Linked DNA regions of Homo sapiens: region 1 is linked to region 2. The links are chromatin loops, found by intact Hi-C in ENCODE. Cell type or tissue: endothelial cell of umbilical vein. All regions are shown on one strand. Region 1 has its middle 23 kb from the start of LYSMD4. Region 2 overlaps LRRC28 (leucine rich repeat containing 28).

Region 1 (2,500 bases), 410 kb before region 2:
ATACATTTGTTTTTGTATAATATTGATTTTTCTTCAGAATTAAATATCTGGGCCAAGTTGATTAAATAATAGAGCTGTCATCTCTTCATTTTCATAGCAAAAATACTATGCTAAAAAGAGACAATTTTCCCAAAGGACCTTCTTTGTCAGGAAGTTTTCTGAGTGTTCAAGCATTGTTGTCCGTTTTTTAATGGTATCACCTTTGTTGGGACATTTTGGCCTTTCTCCATCAGCTGAATACCATCATTCTTTCTCGCGTTCTTTGTTCCATTTTCGGCAAGGAAGATGGACACTGCTGTGGTGACCCTGGCCTCTTGACAAGGAAGGCCCACTGATGTCACAGAAGCATTTCTGTTAGATATGGTTGGGCTCATTAGGCAAAAAGAGGGGTTTCTTTTTGAAAATAAAATGACATTAGGGTTTCTTTATACCCTGATCAATGCTAAGAATGAAGCTCTAATAATCCTTTAGGAATAAAAGACAATGAAAAAAGAATTCTTTTTTACATTAACCTTTTTTCCCAAGGTGTTCTTCCTCAATGTATTACCTCACCATATGACACAAAAAGTCTAGCTTCATGATTTATTATTCTGTATAGAACTGAAAGCAAGAAATATCTGTTAGCAAAATACCAACAAAAACTCAACCATTCTACTATGGGGATTGCAGTTCTCTGTTCCCGTAGCTCTTCCCAAAACGAACAAAAAACAAAATGGTACTTCCCTATTATAACTATCACAGAAAGATTAGATTTTTAGATATCGACTTCTTTGAGACGATAAAGTACAAATAATCTCTCAAGTTACTTTTCATTTTTCAAAATAAAAAATAAAAAATTAATTGGCTTTGATGTGATGAATTTAACTTTACCAATAACTGCTCCCTGGACCAATGCTTAAGTTTTGAGATTTTTTATAAGTGTACAGAGGTTGAATTTTATCAAAACTATCATGACATTAATCCAGGTAGACCACTATCTCTCCCTCAAACCTTCACTAGCAGGTGGTTTTAAAGATTGTTGCTATTGGTCTGATGGGAATTTATGGTAAATAAAATGTATGTGTCAGTTTCCTCAGGTGTGCATAATAACGGTATTTAACTCAAAAGCTTATAGTGAGCATTTGATAGGTTCATGCCTATAAACCATTTTTAAAGGTAACTGGCACTAAACTGTTAGCTATTAGCAGTCCAGTTATGACAGAATTAAAATTTAAACAGTAGTGCTGAACATTTACTGCCTCATTGTACTACTCCAGGGACAAGAAGGCAGATGACTTTCAATTATACAATCTTTTTCCAATATGATTTCCTAGATTCTGTTATATTTATCAATTTCTTGCCTCTCAGCTTTAAATTCATTCTTCAATATTTGCTCTGTGCTAATGAATGGGATTCCTTTAAGCATTTCTCCGGAACAGTGACTACATTGTTAAAATTTATCGGTAGAGGGCGATAGAGTGACATTGCAGGAGGAAGAGGGCTTCTGCTGGTTCCGGAGGCTGCACCCTTGGTCAGCAGAGCATGTGTGAAGACAACTGGTGATAGTTCCTACCATGTGGCTAAAATGTGTGCGCCCTCGGCAACCTTGCCATCCCAGTCCAGCCTAGCAACCCCCTTCCTAGAGCCCTCCCAATGTGGACATGCATATTCCAGTTGTCATCAGCAGCACACCAATGCCTTCTGTACACCTGCCCAGTTGCAGTCCAACTGCCCCCTGAAGAGGGACTTCTTGCTGGCCTAGTGAATGTGCATCACATCTGGTCTGGGCAAACCAACGACCTTCTGTGTCATCCAGTGAACAGCAATCGCACCTTCTCCAACCTCCAAGGCCTGAACCCAAGCCCTGGGGAGGTATCCAAGTTTGTCTTTCCTAAATCACTCTTCCTCAGGCCTAAGATACCTTTTAGCTTTCCATTGTACCTTGTAGTTATGTTCTTCTCATTGCTTAATAATTTTTTTTTTTCGAGACAGAGTTTTGCTTTTGTTGCCCAGGCTGGAGTGCAATGGCATGCTTTCGGCTCAGTGCAACCTCCACCTCCCAGGTTCAAGTGATTCTCCTGCCTCAGCCTCCCAAGCAGCTGGGATTACAGACATGTGCCACCATGCCCGGCTAATTTTGTATTTTTAGTAGAGATGGGGTTTCACCATGTTGGCCGGGATGATTTCGAACCCCTGACCTCAGGTGATCCACCTGCTTCCGACTCCCAAAGTGCTGGGACTACAGGCATGAGCCACTGCGCCCGGCCAATAATTCTTCATAATAAAGCTTCTCTTGTTTAAAATACTACATGTCTATAGCACCATCTCCTTGGTACTGGCCTCCTGATAGTGAATGAGTTCTCATGAGATGTGGTCAGTAAAAATTTGGCACCTCCCCCTACCCCGACTCTTGGTCCTGTCCCTGCCATGCAAGACGCCTGCTCCCTCTTTGCCTTCCGCCATGTTTGGAAGCTTCCCAAGCCTCCCCCAAAGCAGAAGCCACTACGCTTCCTGTACAGCC
Region 2 (2,500 bases):
TAGAAGAAGGCCAGTTAAGAGAGAATTCTCTTTGGCATGCAGCAAATGGTAGTAACACTTTTCTATACTTTAATTGCACAGAGAAGAGTTGGAGGCAGCGGCCTCTAGAGACAATGATTCATCCCCTCAAACCAAGGGCACAAAATGGGACATGACAGAGGAAGCACCTCTTTTCTCTATACTGCAAAAAGAGCTTATGCAAATTAAATGAGGTGACATGCAAAGATCATACAATACAGTTAAATAAGAGCTGACACTTGCTACTTCTTACATAGTTTAGTCTTCTTTCCCTATGTTAATTTTATAGGAAAAAATGAGTTGATAATTTAAAAATGCTATTAGGTTCAGATCTTGTCTTAGCTTTTCAATATTCCACATAATTCAGTTTGCACCTCCTGGCTATTCTGAGGAAGGTAGTTTTTTATATATGCCCACCATGAAATAGACTATTTTATGTTAAAGCTGAAAGAAAATCAGTATCTGCTCTGTTCAGATGTATTATACATTAGCCAGCATAATGCCTCATGGACATGAGTATGTAATACAGACACTTAAACTTTCCAAATACACAATCTGATATAGAGTGGGGAGTGGCAGTACTGAAATTAGACAATGCAGTGGGTGATGGAGTCAGAACTGAGTCTGAATCCTGCTTCCTCACTTACTAACTGCTTCCTGACATGAAGGGAAATGAAATGTTCTGAGCCTGCTTCCTCCAGTGCAACAAGGGGATAAGAGTACCTTTCTCACAGACCTGTTATGAAGATTAAACAACGTATATAGTGCCCAGCTTTATTCCTGGCAAAATAATTGGTACTCGATACATCTTAGTCTTTTACCTCTTGCTTCTGAATACAAAGAGGAGATCACAAAACAGTGTGGGATGATGAAGAGAACCAGCAGGATGATGAAGAGAACCAGGCAGCTCTGCTGTTTTAGTTGGCACAGCACAGCCTGGTGGGGAGGCCAGGACACCGCAGCGCCGGGCAAGGTCACAGGCTGTAAAGGCGATGCTGTGATGGCCTCTTGAGAGCGTGAACCTGGCCAGAAGGCAGTCGGCTGGCAAAAACCCCCAAGCACAATGGAATGGCATTCGTAATCATTATGAGGCTGAAATACGAACGTGTACTTCATGAAAAGGCTTTGAGATGTTTCTTATATTCTTAAGATAAAAAACCCTTCACTCAATAATTAACTTTGGAAGAGATCACTCGTGTACTAACCACTGGGGCGGTTTGTTTTCTTCCTTTAATTACTATTAATGCACCGATACCTTACAATAGATACATCACGCAATAATATTTTTAAAGTTCCTGTGCAAAATTGCTCAGTATGTAAAATCTATAACGCAAGGAAGCTGTCCGTCGTACAGATGCTACAGCCACAAAGAACTTTTTCATGTGGCTTTTTAAAGTACTGTATTGTGTCCAAAATATTTCCTTTTTTTCTTCCAAACTCACAGATCAAAGTTTCTGACTTAGAAATTAGCAAAATCTAGGAGTCCTGCACAAGCTCCAATTCTGTTTGTTTGTTTGCTTATAACCTCAAGGCTCTGGCATACACAGTCCACATGGCTGAAAATGGAACAAAAAGCTCCTGTGTATTCAGGCTACTGCCCTTTTAACCATACTGTAAAAGCAAGCATGGAATGACAGCACAGGAGAGGACAGAACAGGATCTGTGTTTACTTCATGCTGACCAGTATGAAATTCATTTATTTTATCAAAAGGTGAATGGTATATTCTCATCAACAAAATGATGGGGCAAAAGAAACAACAACATCAAAGCAATCAATCAAAATAAATTATTTGGAATGCTCTATCAATGTTAAACCAATTATCATAGTTCAATAAATCAGAGATATTATTAGTCATAATTACAATGCTTTAAATACTATAAAATGTGGGCTTCTTAGTAATAAATTCAGAATAATTTACAGTGTATTCCAAAATAATTCTTAAAATGAATTTAAATTACCTACATGATGCTTTTTACAAAGAGAACCCTTCAACCACTTTCTCAGAGTAATAAATTTTTAAGTGCTAGCTTCTTTAAATACACACAAACACACAGACTCCATTAACTCTCTTACAAAGTCACTGTCTTTCTATTCACCTTTTACAAAATAAGACTTCACAGTGAATTATAATTTAATAAGATAACTTTACACATGGTAGATCATCAACTGTTAAATTAAAATAAATAGATTTTAATGAATTTGAATGACTGCAGGCTTCCTTTGCTGTGGGTTTAAATATTCATGCTGCAGAATCTCTATTTCTCTTGCACAGTTCAGGTAACAAAAAGATCACAAGGAATGGGCTGGGCACTGTGCTCAATGCTTGGGGTCCAAACATGAAGACACACAGTTCCTACACTTCCTTACAGTCTAGTTACAGAGTAAAACAGTTCATATTGACTGTATACTTATGTGGTATTTGTAAGTGATATGTGTTTTATGGATCTTATTCTCACAATCGTGCTATGAAGTAGGTGCTAA

What was found. A loop is a pair of places that touch in the nucleus more often than their neighbours do. Peaks named below come from ENCODE experiments on the same cell type or tissue, not always from the same donor. Only the 100,000 strongest peaks of a DNase experiment are listed, where the experiment ranks them.
Region 1: a loop joins it to region 2, with 2.9 times the contacts of the local background. A loop is called at or near these places in 7 of 110 quality-filtered maps.

Annotation. Positions count from the first base shown.
Region 1 is chr15:99,754,954-99,757,453 of GRCh38, reverse strand. No RefSeq gene overlaps it. Among named protein-coding and RNA genes, the nearest start is that of LYSMD4, 23 kb to the right of the region's middle. In endothelial cell of umbilical vein, a CTCF peak has its summit at 1,449 (motif pointing right); a DNase peak (open chromatin) is centred at 1,443.
Region 2 is chr15:99,342,479-99,344,978 of GRCh38, reverse strand. The region is part of intron 6 of LRRC28 (leucine rich repeat containing 28); the gene reads right to left. Among named protein-coding and RNA genes, the nearest start is that of LINC02244, 59 kb to the left of the region's middle. In endothelial cell of umbilical vein, a CTCF peak has its summit at 954; DNase peaks (open chromatin) are centred at 778 and 868; H3K27ac peaks cover 920 bases.